Linked DNA regions of Mus musculus: all the other regions are linked to region 1. A link is a loop called in an ENCODE intact Hi-C map of the cell type or tissue named here. Cell type or tissue: heart. All regions are shown on one strand. Region 1 overlaps Scn11a (sodium channel, voltage-gated, type XI, alpha). Region 2 overlaps Exog (endo/exonuclease (5'-3'), endonuclease G-like). Region 3 overlaps Scn10a (sodium channel, voltage-gated, type X, alpha). Region 4 has its middle 16 kb from the start of Scn5a.

Region 1 (5,000 bases):
GAAAACCCATCCAAGGTGTCGGGGATGGCGTGATGACCTGGCCCGGAACACGCTCTCAGTAAATGTTAGCTCTCCCTCCTCGAAGCTGCTTTGATTACTCCTTGTGTGTGAGGGACAGGATTGCCCACTGAATGACCCCAGAGGTTCTATCATGGTTGCCAGGCAACAGGCTACCTGAGCACTCTCTCTCTCCTCCTCTTCCATCAAGAGGGAGAGTGTATGGGACTTGAACTTTTCCTAAGACCTGGGGTGCTTGAAGCTGACATTCCAGGGCTGTTTCTGGCATAGCTGGCTCCTGAGCCTGGCTATTTATAAGACGAGTGCTTATCCGTGCCCCATAAACCACACAGATGGGCGGGCATGGCTCTTGGTGCTTGGCGGGAGGGGTGGGAGCATGGGGTTGGGATGCTCACACAACAGTTTGTGCTGTTAACTTTCAGCAGCCAGCCTACACCCTAAGATGCGTGCTACCTCTCCAGGTCACGTCCCCTGCTTTCTGGGTCTGACTGTGTTCTCTGCCATGATGTCAGCTGCTCTTGGGGTTTCAGACCCCTGTGCAGCGAACTCCTGCCCATACCTGACACTATATTCCTGCACCTGGCTGCAGATAGACACCTAGGACCTGGGATCTTGAACCAAACTGATTCAGCTAGGGGGTTTCTTCCGCTCTAATCATGAAAACAAAAGAAATGGGGAAAAACCATCACCATCGCCTCATTGCCTTGGTAACGTGTTTGGGTTTTTTTTTCCCCTTTAGATGATAGTTAATTAGTGTGTGTGTGTGTGTGTGTGTGTGTGTGTGTGTGTGTGTGTGTGTGTGAAGTGTACGTGCATGCCATTGAGCATTCACATGAGTGTGTGCCAGAGATCAGAGGAGAGACAAAGTGTCCTGCTCCATCATTCCTGGCTGCCTTCCCTTTCTACAGTGTCTCTCCCTAATCATGGAGCCAGGCCAGTGGCCAGCAAGCCCTGGTGACTCTCCTGTTTCTGCCCCTGTGCTGGGATTACAGGCAGGTGTGGCCATCCCCAGTATGTGTATATGTGCAGGCTCTGAACCACCTCTCCAGCTCCACCCACCCTGGGAGATTTCTACTGCCATTTGTCTTGCTACCAGTCCCAGGGCTAAGGGCCTCCTAGACTCTTCTTCTAAGGCAGCCAGCTGGTCCCAGCATCACAGACACACTACGTTGTCTCTGTGCCCTCCCTGGCTCAACCTTTCTTTTCCACCAGGGTCATTGTCACAAGTGTTTTTTCCTCCTCTCTGCCCATCCCATCCAGATCTTTTCTCTGCACCATTTGAACATCTTTAATGCCTCCCCATTACCAACTGGGTATAACTCAGTATATAACTGGGTATTTGAGTCTCTTCATGAATAGTTGTGTGTGTGTGTGTGTGTGTGTGTGTGTGTGTGTGTGTGTGTGTGTGTGCATTCTTGTGTACAGATGTGTATGTGTGGAACACCTGTATGGGTGCACATGAATGTAGAGGTCAGATGTCAACTCAGGTCCACCTTGTGTTTTAAGACAGAATCTCTCACTGGCCTAGAACTTGCCAAGCAGGCTGGCTGGCAAGTGAAGCCAGGTGTCCAGTATCTACTTCCCCAGCTCTGGGATCCAAAGCAAGTCACACCATACCTGGCCTTTTCTCATAGGCTCTGGGGCCTTAACATCCTCAGGCTTGCAACATGAAGAGGCTACTGACTGATTGGAGCCATCCCTCCAATCAGACGCTCCCTCCTGAGGTCCTGCTGCTGCCTCTGCTCTGCTCTTCTCTGCATCCCACGTGCAGTCGCTTGGGTGATTCAAACTGCTTTATCAACCCTAGCTTCCATGGCACTGCTGGGGGCTGTCTCCTCCACTGCAAACTCTGCCAAGCCACCCGTCTTGTCAAAACCCTCCCTGTCCATCAAGCTCACCCAGTTGTCGCTCTCCAGCGAAATCCTCCCCAGCCAACATCCTGAGAGCAGAGCTGAGCCCGGTTTCTGCATTTGTTACATTGTACTGTTTTATCGCCGTGCAAACACTTGTGTGACTCTCTTCCTAATTAGATGCTCTAAAGGCCAAGGGCCACTGGTTAGCAACTGTTACACAAAATGTGCCAGGTCTGTCCTCAGGATGTGACTGTGGACTAAGAAAAGCCAGATTTATCTGGAAGAAAAGACACAGATGACACATGGCAGGAGGCTTCCATGTCTGTACAGCGATTGATTGGGACATTCAGTGTGTCCCCACCCCAGAGGAAGGCACTCAGAGCATCGTTTTATTCTTCTGGACTACATCTGATTTCTCAGCCCTGGGATCACAAGCACATGACACTATCCCGGCTTTTTCACCAGGATTGTGGGGGTTGAACTCTCGTCCTTATGCTTACAAAGTGAACACTTGACTGGCTGAGCCATCTCTCCACCCAGCAGTCCCCTCCTAAGGCCCCTCTGCTATCCTGGTGCTTGCCCTGAGGGCGCCATCCCCGGGGAGGATTAGCTTCCAGCTCTCTTCAAGGCTTGAGTAATTCTCCCTTTCCTACCTGGGTCTCCTCCCTCAGCCTTCTGGCTGTGGAAGTACCAGGTTCCCCTATCAATGTGGGGCACTTAGAAAGATCGAGTTGGGTGTTTGCTGCCATCTAGTGAAGGAAATATGTGTAGTTCAACCTCAGGCTGGAGCTGGTGCTTGGCTCCAGAGGTGGCTCTAAAAACCCATTCAGGCCAGTGTAGGGGTGGATAGACACGTAAGGGGGACTGAAGAAAGAGTTGGGGTTTTCCAATAGACTCTCACTCGGTATATAAATTGAACTAATACATATGCCCATCAGTAGATGGCCAACACAAAACAAACTCAACGGTATTTTGTAGATTTTTCTAAAAAATTATATTGCTTTGTTCAGGCATTCTTTTCATCTTACTGATCTTTTATTTGTATAATATCTTTTCCAATTTTGTGTTTTTATGAGTTTTGTGTGTGTGCCCATGTATGTATGTGTGTGTGACAAGTGTGTGTGCATGTGTGGCACATGTGTGCATATGTGTGTGGCATGTGTGTGCATATGTGTGTGGCATGTGCGTGCATATGTGTGTGTGGCACATGTGCACATATGTGTGTGGCATGTGCGTGCATATGTGTGTGTGGCACATGTGTACATATGTGTGTGGCATGTGCGTGCATATGTGTGTGTGGCACATGTGTACATATGTGTGTGGCATGTGCGTGCATGTGTGTGTCTGTGTGGCACATGTGTACATATGTGTGTGGCATGTGCGTGCATATGTGTGTGTGGCACATGTGTACATATGTGTGTGGCATGTGCGTGCACCTGCACATGTGCATTTACCTGTTTCCTTGTATATTTCATTTTCATTTTTTGTCTTCTTTTTTATTTGCCTGTTTGAGAGAGAGACAGACAGACAGACAGACAGACAGAGGGTTTGAATGAGTGAGAAGGTTATGAGAATCTGGGAGAAGATAAGAAAGGGCAACGTGTAGCCAGAATATATTGTAGGAAAAAATTACTTTTGATTAAGGAGATCTATAAGGTCCCCCCCAGAATAACTTCTACACAAGGATCTATAAGGGCAGGAGTTATTTAGCCTGCCCCATCTGTTACCACCCACACTGGACGGAGAGAATTCACTGTGACTTTTAAACTGGCAGCTCCCTCAAGATCTTTACAGTCCTGCATGGAACTCTTCATGGCTCATCTCAAAAGGTCCCTGGTCCCACAAGCACCTCCTGCCTCTTCCTATGAAAGTACCAGGGGTTACTCTGTGTCTCTCACTGTGATAAATGCCGTAACCAAAACAACTCGGGGAGGAAAGGGTTTATTTCAGCTTATACTTCCAGGTAGCAATCCATGACTGAAGGGGGTGAAGGCAGGAACCTGGAGGTAGGGGTGGAATCAGAGACATCGGAGGAGTGCTATCTGTTGGCTTACTTTCTTCTGGCTCATGCTTGACTAGCTTTTTATACACCCAGGCCCTCCTTCCTAGGAATGGTGCCGCCCACAGTGGGCTGGGCCCTCCCACGTCAATCATGATCCAGACAGTCCTTCACAGATGCGGCTACAGAGCAATCCGAGGGAGACAATTCTTCAACCAAAGTTCCCTTTTCCAAAGTAACGTTAGGCGCATCAAGTCAGCTATAAAAATGAGCCAGCACACCCAGTCTCTCTGGGGAGCTGGGATTGCCGGTGGGCTGCTGCCCAGATGTGAGTTCCACGTTCTGATATTACCCAGCCACGTTGCCAACCAAGCCATCCCCAGCCCTGCTCTAACTCTCCGGGTGCTTTACCCAGAGTCAAGCAGACTTCTTGCTGGATCCGGGAAATGGCGTCTGGAGCCAGACCAGGCTGGCTCTGGAACATTGAATATACCTATTTCTTCCCATCTCGTCCTTAAATAATTTCTGTGTTTGTAGGTTGGAACCCATTATAGTGGGGACATTCACGTCACAGAAATCTGTGACACAAGGCCTCCTCCTCCCAAAGAGCCAACTGCTAACCACCTTCCTGACAAATGACTGGCTCCTGGCTACATCAAACTGCCACACACACAAGCACCAACCAAGAGCTCACACAACCACCAAGCAAGAGGACATCTTCTGCCCTGCTCCCTGCCCCACCCCACCCCCACCCCACCCCTGTCTCAATGAAATGGAAACTAGAGATTTCTTTTATGTATTTATTTGTCAAACACCTAGGACAGAGATCAGAGCTTCTGAAAGTTGGGGTGCTGACAAGTCAGAGTCATGCTTTCAGGTTTGAGCCATACACCCAAATCCGCAGCACTGGTAGAAACACCTGCAACAAAGCTATTTACTTATGGCAGGGTTTTGACTTCTCACTTAACATGCAAAGGAGCTACATGTGGCAGGTCACATACTTAAAACTGAACAGACATGTGACCTTTCCTTCTCGTTTCTTTACATAATTTGAACTGTCCTTCAGGCCTTCCGTTACTGTGGATGTCCTTGGCAGTCCTTTCTAACATGTTCCGACGTTCAATCTTTCC
Region 2 (5,000 bases), 290 kb before region 1:
GAGAGTCCAGATAAGGGAAGCAAACCTGAAGATTTGGGTTTGAACGTTGTAAATGATCCAAGGAGTGTGCTGGTGGTAACTCGAGCAGTGTCTGAAGCTCCAGATTTCTGCCAGTTACTCCCATGGAGGGAGAAAATTGGAAACCTGGCCCAGGAGTCTGGAGGCATCCTGGTAGGAAAGGAATCGTCTTCCTGAGAACTAGGGAATGTTTGTCCCTTTCCGCATCTACCTACTTCCTGAGCAGTTCCCTGCAGGTGGAGGCTCTATTCCGTTTGAACAGTTGTAGTGACACAGGGCTGACCGACACACTCCTGTTGACTTCCCCCTCCTGGGTGTCATCTGTGCCTCCTCCCCCCCCCCCTCGTCCTTGTAGGTGTGCATGGATCCCATGGTTTTCAAACTACCCTGTTTTCTTTTTCTCTTCCATGTAATTGCCATTTAACGGCGTGGTCTCTCAGTGTGTCTGGGCAATTTTATTTTTGGTCTGACTTTCTTCCTCTCCTCCTTGTCTTACTGGACATGGTGTCTGTCACTAAATGCATTTATCTTAACGTCACTCAAGACACGATAGCTATGACACTGCAAGCAGCAGGCTAAGTCTATTCTTTTTTGCCAACTTCTTCTGAAACTGGGGTGGCTTTGCAGCTATGACGGGTACCGGGTTTCTGTCACTGAGAGGGGAGGAAGGAGGCACTCTGACCAGTGTTTAGGAAACGACCAACTTACATGGAGTCCATCTTCTAGCTGTTATATGTGTTGTATTTTCTACTCACTTCCAGTCGGTCAGTTTCCAGTTTTTGTTAGCCTTGACAAGGGTTCAGGGTTCCTGAGTGTTTTAATGGCGACAGCGATCTCCTTTGTAAAGCACTTGTATGCCAAATCTTCTGTGAAAAGGTTTGTTGCTGATGTACTGATATTAAAAGCTTGGTTCCTGTTAAGCCACGGCAAGCCTTTGTCCGCGGTCATTGTGTTGAACTTCGTTTCTCCATGTTGACCTCTAACGCCCTAATCTTGCTGGAGCCCACGGTGTCCACTCTGCCACTGCAAAACCTGGCTTCTGAATGACATCCACTTCAAAAAATAGGTTTTTTAAAAAATAGGTCTTGATGATTTTGAAATCTTTTTTTGTTGTTGTTGTTTTGAGCAGGGTCTCATATGGCCCAGGCTGGCCTTCAACTGCTACTCCTCCCCCCACCTCAAGGTTCTGGGATTATAACTATGCACCATCATACCCGCACCCCCTTTGGAATCAGGGTCTCACTATATAGCCCTGGATGGCCCCAAACTCAAACTCACAATTATCTCCTGCCTGTTGGTATCCTCCCCTCCCCTCCCCTCCCCTCCCCTCCCCTCCCCTCCCCTCCCCTCCCCTCCCCTCCCCTCCCCTCCCCTCCCCTTCCCTCTTCTTCCCCTCTCCCTCCTCCTCCCCTCTCCCTCTCCCTCTCTCTCTCTCTCTCTCTCTCTCTGTCTCACCATATCAGTCTGCTGTCGGTACAGTCCTGTGAGGGGCATTTGGGGATTGCTGGTGCTGTTTTAGAAATGAGGAAAGGAGCCTGGTTGTGTTATAGTTTATGACATAAGTTATAGCTTATGACAAAGTGGACCCTGAGTAGGTGTCTGTCTGGTCAGCAGCCTCATGCTTCAGTGCATGAGTTCCAGGGACATTGTCTGGCGGTAACTTTCCTGAAAGTAAATGCTTATGTGTTTTGCTGAGCTACCTATAAGGAAAAGAACCCTAAGTTATTTTAAGATTATTTATGTCTCAAGTTTTTTGTTGTTTTTGTTTGTTTGTTTGTTTTGTTTTGAGACAGGGTTTCTCTGGGTGACCATAGCTGTCCTGGAACTCACTTTGTAGACCAAGCTGGCCTTAAACTCAGAGATCCGCCTGCTTCTGCCTCCCAAGTGCTGGGATTAAAGGCTTGCGCCACCACTGCCTGGCTCTAAGTCCCAAAGTTAAGGAACAGACACTGGGTTATTTAATTTTCAAGCAGGCACAGTGTCTTTTGCGTGTGCTGAGAAAAAAGTAGACTAACTCAGACAAGGCTCCTCAGAAAATGAAAGTAGATTTTGTTTTCTATTTACCCGTGGGGAGGTCTTGGCCAGAAGAGTCACATGTTGTGGCTGTGAATTGGATCTCTGTCAAGGACTGATGTACAGCTGAGGGATAGGCTGGTGCCCAGCATCCCTGATGCCCTCTGGACTGCAGCACTGGGAATCCTCAAACTGTCATGAGTCTAAAACCCCAAAACTGTAAAACGGCACGGAAGCAAGTAAAGCCGGGAAGTGGGGTGTCAGTTATGGGTACTTTTCCTGGAAGTGAGGGGACTCGGTTAGCAGTTCTGATGGTCATACCGTATGATGACCAGGTAGTTATTTGTGAAAAATGACCATTTGTTTGCGGACAGGGAGCTCACAAGAGAGACATAGGCAAGAGAATGGTATAGAAGGATCCCAGGGTTTTCATGCTGTGTTGCAGTGGCATGGAAAGCCCACTAGGTGGTGCCAGGACTTGGCTTACCAGCCACTGTGGGATGTTTGCAGCTCGTTTCCTACCGCCTTTTGAGTGTGGCTCCATCGTAGTTATGTCCTTAGTTTTGGTTCCTGAGCCCTTACTGTTATTATTTATCATGTTTCAGTATCTGGCCACATGCCGTGGCAGTCGGCTCTCCTGCAGATAGTGTGCTTCAGGGTTTTGTGCCCTCCTCTTTCCTTTGTAATGAGATTCGTAGTCCGGGCTGGCCTCGAGCTCTTAAGTGTATAGCCAAGGATGGCCTAGAGCTTATGGCCCTCCTGCCTTCACCTGGATGCCAGGATTCCTAGCTGCACCACCTTTTTACCGTGCTTCGGGTCAGTGCTAGGCCTGGGACCCAGAGCATCTGCTGGGGTTCTGTGACCCGAGTGTGAACACCAGCTTACCTTCTCATCCCTTTGCTTCGATGGTCTCACGTCCTCGTGCACAGCTCACCCCTGGGAGCGAGATCTCGAACCTGTGAGCAGTGTGGTTTCATAAGCCCTGCTCTGCCCTGACCAACCAACCACTTTCCGTATGTTCAAAGGCATTGTTGTAGATCCTGTGGCAGGGTCTTCCCTGAAGTCCTGTAGCTGGCTGTGGTAATGTGTGACAGACAGACCATGGAATTCTGGGCTATGTGCAATGCAGATAGGAGTTTGTAAAAATCAGGGAAAACCTCTTTTTTGGCTTGCATCTCGCTGCCTTATTTGGGCTTCTGACAGGGAATCTCATCTACAGCTAGAACTGTCTGACAGGAGAGTAACCGACTGACGGCAGCAAAGGCCTGCTCTGGGCACTTCGAGCATGCCCAGTTGGGTCTTGTCATTTTATCGGGGGCCATTAAGCAAATGGACATCCCGCTTTTGTTTTTTAGACAACAGATGGAGGCTTTTAAGCATATTGGAAGGACATTTGAAGAGGCTTCTTAATCCTGTTATTTCATTAATACGGCCAACCTACAGAGCGGCTTGTTTCTCTGCCTCTGCCTTCCTCATTGTGTGGCTACTTTCCTAAAGTGTCTGATTTGACGGCATAATTTAGAAGTTCAATGTTTGGTAATCCAGGAGCATTTGGAACTAAACAAAAGCAGTTGCATGTGAGCGACGATCGAGGTCATCTAGAAAGTTCTGTTGCTACTGTGTCTGGCTGCAGCTTCAAGGGCTGTCTGTTGTTTCTTGGGGCGTTTGGGCTGTTTTTACTGTAAGAGCTGGGAGTGCTGAAGCCAGCAGTTCTGACTTCTATGTTTAGAGCGTTAGGAGTTCTGATTAGCCAATGAGGAGGAAATGACAGTCCCCTTTCCCACTGGAAGTTCAGTGCTTGCTTGTGGCACCCCTTTGTCCTCCGTCCTGTGGACATACTGTGACCCCTGCCCTTTGGGGTAACATTATGGTTTTTTGTCGTTATTTTGCTCCTTTTGAGACGGAGTTTCTTTGTGTAGCCCTGGCTATCCTGGCCACCCTGTAGACCAGGCTGGCCTTGAACTCAGAGATCCACCTGCTTTTTCCTCCAGGGTCCTGGGATTAAAGCCTGGAGCCACCGCTTACAGAGGTAACAGTATTTTAAAGACTGGTTAGAACTGGTCAGTACTTACGAGTTGTTTGAATGTCTTTCCTTTTCCTTGGCAGTTGGTTGAATGCTACACTGAGGCCTTTCACAGGCCGTTTCCTGTATGGCATCTACAGAGGTGTGGGAGCAAAACCTGGGAAGTGTCGGCACAGCCCAGTGCGCTAATCGGACTCCTCTGTTTTTAGGTGATTGGTGAGGACAACGTGGCCGTCCCCTCGCACCTTTACAAGGTGATCCTGGCTCGCAGAAGCCCGGAATCTACGGAGCCGCTGGCGCTGGGGGCCTTTGTGGTGCCAAATAAAGCCATTGGGTTCCAGTCCCAGTTATCCGAGTTCCAGGTGAGCCTCCATGACCTGGAGAAGATGTCAGGTCTGGTGTTTTTCCCCCGTCTGGATAGAAGCAGGGACATCCGGAATATTTGCTCTGTGGACACCTGCAAGCTCCTGGGTTTCCAGGAATTCACTCTGTACCTGAGCACGAGGAAGATTGATGGAGCCCGGTCTGTGGCCAGACTGGAGAAGGTTCTGGAAGCTTTGAAGAGCTCAGGGGTGGAACCTGACGATTACTTCCTGAGTCGCTATGAGAAAAAGCTGGAGGAACTGAAGGCTAAGGAGCAAAAGGACGCCCAGCTGGAAAAGCAGTCCTAGTGTCTGTCTCGGTGTGCACTGAGCACCTGTGACCAACAGGTTTATTTTCAAGAAATGATGGAATTCTGACCAAAATCCTCCAAAGACTCGGGGCTCAAAACTCAGTGTCGTCCTTCTCTGGGATCCGAGGTGGCTGAGATGGTTTTAAAACTCTGCTCTCACGTGCTCCTTCCCTCATGACCCTGAAGTCCTCCCATCTGTCTGTGTTGGAGAATCCAGTGACTGTTCTTCCTCTGTGCAAACCCTGCTGTCCCATCTTACCTGTGGGCAAGATG
Region 3 (5,000 bases), 100 kb before region 1:
AGGGTAATTAGCATGCATGTTCGTCACTTCTTTCTGGTGACACTTAGAATTCTCCCTTGTGCTGCTTTGAAATATGCAATGCATCTTTGTTAATTATTAATGTGATTATCTTACATGCAGAACAATAGTCTGGTAAAATTAAAGACCTATTCACGATAAGTTTTTCATTTAAGAAAAACCTGCAAAAATGTCAGACTTGTTGAAATGTTGAAAGTATCTCTTAGCAGCCAAGAAAATGAGGCTGGCTGTTACTAAGACTTCTTTTTAGCAGGGTACTAGATGTCCCAGCCAGTGTGGTCACATAGTTAGAATCAAATGGCATGGGGGTTAGAAAGGAAAAACAAAATGTATTGTTTGCACATGATACGATCATTTTGAAAAATCTAAAAGACTCTATGGATGAATCATCAGAATTAAGAAAGGGGATGTCTTGGTGCAAAGATATTGACTATCAAAATGCTAGTTAAAATTAGCAAAGACTATTTCAAAATATGTAAGATCTGTGCGGAGAAAAGGATGGAAAATTATAAAACTCGAGGGACCGAGCTAGGCAGAGAGGGTACTACTGCCTCTGTAGGTCAGAGGATTATGTAATGCAGAGTTTATAGCCCTTCCTAAATCGACGGCTAGATTATTGCAGTCTGAATAAAGAGAAGACTCAAGAGTTTGTGTCTGTGTTGCTGTGGACATAGCCGGTTTCTCCAACCGTAACGGAAGTGCAGGGGCCAGGATATTCTTAGAGTAAAACCAGGTGGGTGTATCAGCTACTCCTCTCGCGGCTGTCATCAAATACCTAGCAGGGAGAATCTTAAGAGAGTTTAGGGAACATGGTCCATTATGCTGGAAAGGCACGGAGGCAGTGACATCAGAGTCCTCAGCGGGCGGGGGGTGGGGGGGGAAGGGTGGCAGGGAAGGGAGTGTAGAGGGCTGCTGCAGTTCAGCATCCCTCTTTTTATTCTGTCTGCCCCACCCTCCACCTGCCACTCACAGGCAGGGCGAGCGCTCCTTCCCAGTTAAACCTCCTTGAAGCACCCTCACAAACACACTCAGAAGTATATCTCCTTGGTGATTCTAAATCCAGTCAAGTTGACAAAGAAAGTGAACCACCACAGCAGGCGACTGTGTTTACAGGCACAGACATGTTCTAAGCTGCAGTAACTAAGATGGTATGGTACTGGCACAATGATAGAGTGGCAGAGCCTACCTTAAATCACGTCAAGATGGGTGGTGGCATTCGGGGAAGGGCAAAAAGAGTTACATGGGATTTCCTCTCTTGTTCTTCTCCTTCCTTTCCTCAACCAATCCCAACATTTTTACTGAGTCTCTCCTTATAGACAGCTTGTGCTCAGTGTCTGGAGTAGGATGGCAGAAAGGAAATCCCTGGGTTTAGCCCTATGAACTCTCAGGATATGGCATTATAATCTCAAAAGAGCGGCTTGGTTTGAAGAGCGAAGCCAGGTTCAGATACCAGAGTGTGGGAGGCCCTCTGTGGAGAGGGGATGAGTCAGCCCAGAAGGCCAAGACCAGCCAAACCAGGTGAAGACCTGGGAACAGGTGTCTGAGGCAGAGGATGGGTGGCCAGGCCTGTGGCTGAGAAAAGTGCAGGGAGAAGAGGGGCGGGGCTTGCTGGAGCCTCACAATCGCCACAAGGACTTCAAGGGGACTCCACTGGGGAACTATTTGTGACAAATGGCCCTTGCCAGTTGAAGGTGGTCATGAGAGTAGAAACTGTTGGTCTGGGGGGTGCTTATAGGGAGGCAGGATGTGCTTGACTAAAACAGTTTTGAAGACTAAAACCACCCAACTGATCGTCTCGGCTGTGTCTCTTTACCCAGGAATGCACACAGTTCAGGGCCAGCTCCAGCTGTGGGGTAAAGGGAAGGGGCTGGGTTTTTGTTGATAATGTAATACTGGCTGGCAGAGCATGGAATCTCACCAGGCTGTTGGGAACATGGAAGGGAGCCTGCACGCGCGATTGGGGGATGAGGTTAGGGAATTGTGAATGGACTCGCATGTCATAATCAGAAGTTAGGTGTGTAGGAGGCCCTCCCCTGCCTCCCTCTCACAAGAACAGGAGAGACCTGGTTGAGCCTCCAAAGGACACAGTGTCCACTGGCTCTAGTTGCTAACAAACATGCCAGTTTCAGTCTTTTTTTTTTTTTTTTTTTTTTTTTTTGCGTTATGGCGTATCCTGGGAATGGCCACCCTAGCTATTCAAGTCCCTTGCTGGCTTCTAGGAGTCACTGAAATGCCAAGAATCCTCCAGATGGCTTGAGGACTTGAGGACATCAGTAACCTCAGACTCTCATTAGTGACCTCACTTACAGGTGGCTGATGGAAGCATTTGTGGTGGTGTGGAGGGCAGACATGGAGACCAGTGATTGAGTGGAGGAATGCCTCCAGTAGAGGGCGCCCTGGAGCTGAGTTTGGAGAGGCGCCTGTGGAGGCTAAGAGGAGGCAAGCTTTTGTGGGTGAAGTTTTGGGCTCTGAATTGGGCAACCAAGAAATAAGGGAAAGCCTTTTTGAGGGGGGACGGAGCTGAGACTCAGCAGTCAGGCAACGTGGATTTGAGTTCCAGGTCATACACTAGCTCGCTGTCCTGGCGTTCGACAAACACTGAGTTCATCATTTAAAGATGGTGTGTCTCAGTTTGGCTCATCCTGAGGACTTTAAAAGCAATGGTCTCTCAGGGTTGGGAGCATAAAATGAATCTTATTATTTCAAGAGCCTACGTAGTACTATGGCTGAGCCACATATTCAGAAAATGTTGGCTGAAAATGTCCCAACGTTGTTGCTGGGACTGCTGTGTGGTAAGAGAATGGAATGCTGTTCCGAAGTCCCTTTTTGGTACAAACAAGGAGATGGAGGGACAAAGAGAGCAACCACCCCACATTACATCAGTGAAAAACTGGAATTGCCAAACTGAGTCTCTAGGTTCTTCAGAACCATGGCTTGCCTTGCTCCCACGAGAATAGGAAGGGTGTTGGGAACCACCGGTAGAGTCCCCAGACACACAGTGCCTGTCCCCTCGGGGTCAGCTTCCCTGAGCCTGAATGGGAGCTTCCCAAGTGGCCAAGAGAAGACGTTACCAAGCGGAAGGTGCGGAGCACAGACAAGCTGCCCTTCTTGGATGTGCTCAGCTCCAGCAGGCTCACGGTGACGATGACACAGTCGAAGATGTTCCACTTCTTCTGGAAGTAGTAGTAGGGGTCGAAGGCAATGATCTTGAAGGCCATCTCCATTGTAAAAAACACAGTAAAGACCTGAGGGTGGGAACAAGTGTTCACTGCTGTGAGGTCTCTGCCCAGGGACATGAAGACAAGGGCAGCAAGAAAAATCTTGTTTGCAAGATAGCAAAGCATGCTGGGTGTGGTGGCACATGCTTGTAACTCCAGCCTGCAGGAAACTGAGGCAGGAGGATCTCAGGGTTGAAGCCAGGCTGGACTATACAACAAAATCCTGTCTGAAAACAACATTAAAGAAGAAGAAGGAGGAGGAGGAGAAGGTAGAGGAGGAGGAAGAGGTGGAGGAAAGGGAGGAGAAGGAAGAGAAAACGGAGGAGGAAGAAAACAGCAGATCCTCTTGTCTGTTCTTGAGCACTGTAGATGGGAATTTCTGAGCCACTGACATTCAGAGAAGACACAAAAGAACTCAGGTTTCCATTTCTTCTCTCTCTGCGTCTCTGTGTCTGTCTGTCTCTGTCTGTCTCTTTCTCTTTCTCTTTCTCTTTCTCTTTCTCCTTCTCTTTCTCTTTCTCTTTCTCTTTCTCTTTCTCTGTCTCTGTCTCTGTCTCTGTCTCTGTCTCTGTCTTTGTCTGTCTGTCTGTCTCGTGTATGTGCGTGCATGGATGTGTATCAGTCTATGTAGAGACCAGAGGTTGATACGGAATGCCTTCCTCAATCACTCTTTACCTTACACTTTTCAGCAGGGTCTCTCATTTGAACCCAGAGTTCCCCTATTCAGCTGCACTTCATAGCCAGCTTGCTCTGGGAATTTCCCATGTCAGCCTTCTGAGTGCTGGAATATTAGGTGGGCCAATCTGCTTGAACTTCCGTGGTTGCTGGGGTCTAAACTCCCTCCAGTCCTTGGGTATAGTAAGTTCTTTACCTGCTGAGGCATCCCCCCACCCCCCTGCATCTGCTCTTCCATTCCAGTGGTGGTGGGTACAGAGCAAGCGGTAACTGCTAGGATACACTTCACTATATAATTATGTCAACAAAAGTTACTCTGGTTCAGCAGCTACAATGTGTAGTAAGACTAAAGTAAAAATGCCAGCTCGGCCACATCCTAGCTTACATAAGCTTGAATAGGCAATGCACCCTTTTCATGCCTCTATTTCCTCATCTGTGTAATGGGTATAATGGGAGTAAGTGCTTGGGTAGTTCTCAGTTGGCAGTAAGTGACAAAAAAATAGCAGTGACTAAGATCAGTGATCTATGGTCTCTTAAGATTCCCTTTTGCATTGAAGGTTTTCAGTTGTCTTACCCAGGAGAGAACTCTGACCTTAAAGGTGATTAAACATCAGGCAACAAAAGCCAGCAAGGGAAGGAGGCAAGGGAGAGAGAGAGCGAAAGGACTGGGCTCAGGGCTTGGTCCTCCCAGGCTTTATCAAGGCCATGGAAGAGCCTGGAGACAGTGCTGGCCTCTTCCTGGCAGACAGAATGGAAGAGAGTGTTTGGGGCTTGCCCAAGCAAAGTCACATAGAACAGGCCAGTCTTCTGGATGTGTTGGTTGCATAGCATATGCATCTGTGCACGCCTTCTGTCCCCTGCCCTGTCCTCTACTCTTCAATGACCACACTGAAAACCATATCCAGGGACTGGGGAAATGGATCCACTGGCCAAGTACTGCCACAAATGCAGGAGGACCTGAGTTTAATTCCCCCAATCCCTGTACAAAGCCTGGCCTGGTGGAACACACCTGTAATCCCAGGGCTCAAAGTTGGAGGCAGGAGGATCCCTGGGGCTCACTGGCCAGCTAGCCTGGCTGAATGAATGAGA
Region 4 (5,000 bases), 170 kb before region 1:
GCAGGTTTCTCAGCAGAGGACACCACAGGGTGTCACCAGTGGCCTGCCTGGTGCACCCCCTCAGCTGAAGGGCTTTCTAAGTCTGCACAGGCCCTATCTACAGCAGAGTCCAGCTACTTGGGAGACGCGTGCTATGACCCAGCTGCTCTCCCTTCCCGGCCCTTAGCTTCATCATCTGCAGAATGGTTGTGACTGAGGTCCCCACTGTGGGCTGATGCGGGACGCTCTGGGAGATGAACCCTACGAAGTGCCTGGTGAGGTCTGGTCTATGGAAAGCACTCAGTGCCTTTTAGTTATTTTTAGAACCATTACTGAGGATAAATTCCCAATTCACAAGAAGAGCTTGCAAACGTCGTCCCCACCCCCCCCCCCCGTGACTGTGGCCTCCGCTTCTCCTCACAACATGGGACCCAATGGATCGCTCAACTAACTGTTGGTTTATCCCTCTGTATTTTGTACTGATTGGTTGATGACTGAACTACACTATCCTCACCAGGAAAACTCCTGTTCATGCTTCAAAACCCAGACGGAAGGATATCTGGCTAGAACAATACTCTTGACTCTCTTAATCAAAACTGCGACCTCTTCTGTGTTTCTGGGGAGACACCTCTGCCATTGCACTCTTCCAAAAGCTTTCTCAAGGACAGGAACGCGTCTCCTGTGAAAGGAACTGTGGTTTTTTCACTGCTGCAGGTTGCCCCTAGGAGTCTCTTCTTTGTGGATTGCCTGGGCACCAGCCTCCTCCACTCCCCCATCCCCAGCTGTCTCTGGTACTTCCCACTGTTCTTCCATGCTTGCTCTTCATGCCAAGTGAGTCAACCCTGGAATTCTTCCAGAGGAGCTCTGATGGCCACCACACACAGGGACTAGGCTCTCTAGAGGATGACAGCTGTCTATGCTACACCAGGCTTTGAAAATGGGTTCTTAGCACCTGAGGCCACTCTTCTCTCTCTATTTAGACCTTCTTTGGTCAGTTCTGGGCCAATTTGGCCCCCAAGAAATAGATTCCAAGGGACTTTTACCCTGAGAGTTCTCCCCAGTCCAATGATTCTGTGTGACCTTGGATAAGTTCTTGACCCCCCATGGGCCTCATTACATGTGGTGGTAGTGAAAGTTTCAGAACCTTCAACATTCTAGCAAAGACCTAGTTAGTGTCCCATGTCCCAGCTGTCTCTTGCTTCTGCGGCAGCAGCCTGTCCCGCCTTTAGTTCACTCTCCTCTGTATTACCATCTTTTCTGTGCACACAGCCAACTCTAAGTGGGAAGGGACAGGTAGAGAAGTGGAGGGGTGGTCGAGGGCTGGGCTGCGCCGGGGCCTTAGTTCTGAAAGACAGTGAATCTACAGAAGGTCTGGGGTTCATGGAGGTCCTGTTCTGTGCCTCTCTAGATGGTGCATGGGGGTCACAGCTGTAAGGGGCAGCTCAGGGTCCCAAGGGCACACTGATCCCACGGTCCCACTAGACTGAAGTCGCTACGGAGACAAGAGTGAGTTCCATGGCTGATCTTTGTAAGCTGCCCTCCAACAGGTGTTTGGAAGGCCTGCCTACAGCCAGGCCGCATCCTGAGCATTTCCTCCCATCATGAGCACCAAGGCTGCTAGTCCCCACCATGTCACTGTCCCCACCAATACTCAGACAAAGCTAGGCACCTTCACTTCCTCTCAGGGCACCTCCAAAGACGATCAAATACCGCAGAGGTCCGGGACCTCCTCTCTCTCCTGTCCGGGTGCGCGAGTCTGTACAGGTCAAAGCAAGGAGGGCAGAGAATTCTCCCGAATTTCCATGTCCAGAGACCTCTCCCCTCTCAGAGCGCATAGACACAGGAGGAGATGCGACCGCTTCAAGGCGACAACAGGGCACCAAGATCTTGGCGTGGTGGGAGCTCCCAAAGACAAGGCACACTCGCAGATCTGACCCCCAATAGAGCGCACAGATTCCTTCCTAGGGTGCAGAGATCTCGTCTAACCCAGGGCATAGCCCAGGTGCCTGGTTCCTCCACCCCCGGGGCCCAGGGAAAAGAAGCGCTCGGCCTGCTCCCTAGCCCTGGTCAGTGCCCGCTCAGCCCTTTCACCCCCAGCTCTCAAGAGCTACATTCTCCGCGCGCCTTGTCGCTGCTCTGACCTTGGGGTCTCCGGCCTCGGGAATCCGGGTCCCAATCTCAGCCCCTCGGCGAGCCTGCGCCAGCGATGGTCCCGGAGCCGGGGCCGAATCTCCCCATCCCCCGGCCCTCGACAGCGCACGGGGAACCCGGAAGGAGAGGGGACGGGAGGAGACCCGCGGCGATCAGAGAGGACCAGGGGAACCCCGGCCCGGGCCACCTGCGCCTCTCCCGCCCCTCCCCCCTCGGGGATAGTGGCTGCGGGGGCTGGGGACCCGGCCGGGGGGCTCCGGGCCATCGGGGAGGAAAGTTGGGCGGCGGCGGCGGACAGAGGGGAGCGGGGGACTGCGGGACACGGGGGATGATCGCTCACCTGCTAGTCCCCGGCCCGCGCCTAGGGGTGGGCGGCTGCAGCGCGGCGCGGGCTCGGTTCGGCGTAGGGCTTGGGGCAGCGGGCGCAGGCTCAGCGGCCCCGGGGGCGCGATCCCCACATCCCACGGGCGCCGCCGCCGTCTCGGCTCCGCCGCTCCGCTCGGGCTCCCGGGCTCGGCGGGCGGCGCGGGCTCGGGCTGGGGGCGGGGTCGGGGGCGGGCCCCGCCTGGGCTCGGCCTGGGGCTCCGGGGCCCCGGGCTGGCTCCGCCCCAGAGCGACGCGCCCGGGGCTCCGCACGTGGCGCTGCGCCCGCCTGGCTCGCGAGGAGAGCCACCCTGCCCGGCGGGGCGCACGCCCACCACTCTGACCCCGGGCGCGCCCTGCTGGAGACGGCCGCCCACGCGGACACGGACAGACAGACAAGCGGACGCACGCCGACCTGCGGACGCCTCGCTACAGAGAGCCACCCACGCAGACCTGGACCGGCACACACGGACAAACGTTGGCACACACACTGCCCAAACCAGAGTATACAGACACACCCCTCCTCGATGATCTGGGGACCCTACCCCAGACACCTCATTTATCCACGTGCATGGACATGGGCATGACCTGACATCCATGCTGAGACACACTGACACACATGCACACAGGGATACAGACACCGACGCACAGATATGCACATGAACATTAGCCACCATTGACATACGCTGGCATTGAGGAACACATACTGATAAACCTAATGATACCACGTGACTTAGAGACACATCCATTGACACACTGACACCGGGACACTTAGAACCACATTTCTAGAGACACAATGACAGTACAGAAACCCATGCATTGCAGATTTTTATGTGGACATGCTGACACATGAGAGCAGACTGAAATCAAACACACCGCCAGACTCTGTATTAAACACAAGCAGCAAACCCATAGACACGAGCATCTCCGTACACTCACCTTGTGAGCTGTGTTCAGCCTTTTAGTTGAACCACAGAGGGATACCAAGTCCTACACTGACAGGACTGTCCAACAAGGATACTGTCCGGAACACTCATACACTTGGACAGACAGCCGTGTACATGTAGGTACAGATTCATACATTCGCATACCGACAGCCAGACCCACAAGGGAAAGGCACGGGGCCAGTGGGAGTACATCTCCCATAGTTAAACACGAGAGGCTACTTCCATTGGCTATTGTGAAGGACAGCGCCTCAGAGTCTAGGGCTATCGCAGGAACACAGAAGTACACACACACACACACACACACACACACACACACACACACACTTTGTCCTTTTCCCCGGGAGTTATCCTTCTCGGCAGCGTTGTCAGGCTGCTAGAAACACACACTCTGGGAAGGTAAAGCTGGTGCTGGCTTTCAAAGGGTGCTGGGGTTCTGGGTTTGGGAGCCAGGATATGCATGGGTCATACATGTACTTGCACGCGTGCTTACACACACACATGCGCGCGCGCGTACATACACACACACACACACAGAGCGCGCGCACGCACACACAGAGCGCACACACACTCACACATACCCACACTCATGTGCACACATACACTCGCAAGCATGCACACACGCATGCTCACGCACACACGCATGTGAGCACACACATACCAGAGGCAGACTTGTTTTGTTTTGAGACAGAGTCTCACCATGTATCTCTGGGTCACCTGGAATTTGCTGTATGGATCAGGCTGGTCTTAAGTTTACAGCGACCTGCCTGTCTTTGCCTCACAAGTCCTGAAACGGTATGTACCATCATGGTCTGCCCAGCAACTTCTTTATTGGGATTTTGAAGAGGTGGCTGTGGGCCAGTGGTGTTGTCCATTTGAGACTTGAGTGTGGGGCTCCAGGAATTTCTGACGCCTTGGAGGATATATAAAAAGTCAGTATACAGTGTTGTTCCAGACTCTGAATGGGATGAACTCGGGAGGGTCTGACAGAGGAACCACATTACCACTCAGCGGCTGGCCTCTAGCTCCTGTCAGGCCTGAGGTTGGCCAGCAGCTCCCACTAGTGGTCAACATGAGAAGTGCATCCAACGATCCCGTTGCAGATCTCCCCCTGTGGGACTCACCTTAGCCCAGCTGAAGCCCACACCCATCAGGCAGGAGGCAAATCAAAGACCAGAGGACCCACCCTCCCCTGAATCTTTAACCACCAGCCTCCGGATTCAGAATTCAGATTCAGACCTGTAAATGGCCTTTCTGAATGGAGAGAGGCTGAAAGTAAAGGTACTGGGACTTAGAGGGAAAGTCCTCCTTACTCTTTATTCTGAGCAGTTCTAATCCTTTCTCCTCAGTGCTCTGCCGGGGGATGTTGACCAGAGCGGTGGGCTACACAGAGCATCAATACACTAGGCTTAAGCTCCTTTCCTCCCCCCACCCCCCCGTGTGTGTGTGTGTGTGTGTGTGTGTGTGTGTGTGTGTGTGTATGTGTGTGTGTGTGTGTGTAAAGCTTGTGAAAGGAGAAATGAAAACCCATACCCACTGGAGATTCAATCATGAACACACAAC

What was found. Peaks named below come from ENCODE experiments on the same cell type or tissue, not always from the same donor. Only the 100,000 strongest peaks of a DNase experiment are listed, where the experiment ranks them.
Region 2: it touches region 1 in a loop (8-fold over the local background); 22 of 42 quality-filtered maps call a loop at or near these places.
Region 3: it touches region 1 in a loop (8-fold over the local background); 23 of 42 quality-filtered maps call a loop at or near these places.
Region 4: it touches region 1 in a loop (4-fold over the local background); 5 of 42 quality-filtered maps call a loop at or near these places.

The regions. Positions count from the first base shown.
Region 1 is chr9:119,749,103-119,754,102 of GRCm38, forward strand. Scn11a (sodium channel, voltage-gated, type XI, alpha) reads right to left here. Exons shown (of 27, transcript NM_011887.3): 27 at 4,661-5,000. All of the region lies in intron 2 of Gm33701 (a long non-coding RNA gene), which reads left to right. Among named protein-coding and RNA genes, the nearest start is that of Gm33701, 7.4 kb to the left of the region's middle. In heart, a CTCF peak has its summit at 2,622 (motif pointing left); no DNase peak of the experiment used is centred here; H3K27me3 peaks cover 1,013 bases.
Region 2 is chr9:119,458,113-119,463,112 of GRCm38, forward strand. Exog (endo/exonuclease (5'-3'), endonuclease G-like) reads left to right here. Exons shown (of 6, transcript NM_172456.4): 6 at 4,264-5,000. The coding sequence ends at 4,725. Among named protein-coding and RNA genes, the nearest start is that of Exog, 16 kb to the left of the region's middle. In heart, no CTCF peak of the experiment used is centred here; a DNase peak (open chromatin) is centred at 2,389.
Region 3 is chr9:119,644,949-119,649,948 of GRCm38, forward strand. Scn10a (sodium channel, voltage-gated, type X, alpha) reads right to left here. Exons shown (of 28, transcript NM_009134.3): 15 at 3,090-3,263. Among named protein-coding and RNA genes, the nearest start is that of Scn10a, 72 kb to the right of the region's middle. In heart, a CTCF peak has its summit at 2,395 (motif pointing right); no DNase peak of the experiment used is centred here; H3K27ac peaks cover 171 bases.
Region 4 is chr9:119,576,379-119,581,378 of GRCm38, forward strand. It overlaps a transcript of Scn5a not described here. Among named protein-coding and RNA genes, the nearest start is that of Scn5a, 16 kb to the left of the region's middle. In heart, no CTCF peak of the experiment used is centred here; DNase peaks (open chromatin) are centred at 833, 2,783 and 4,493; H3K4me3 peaks cover 2,576 bases; H3K27ac peaks cover 1,854 bases; H3K27me3 peaks cover 4,755 bases.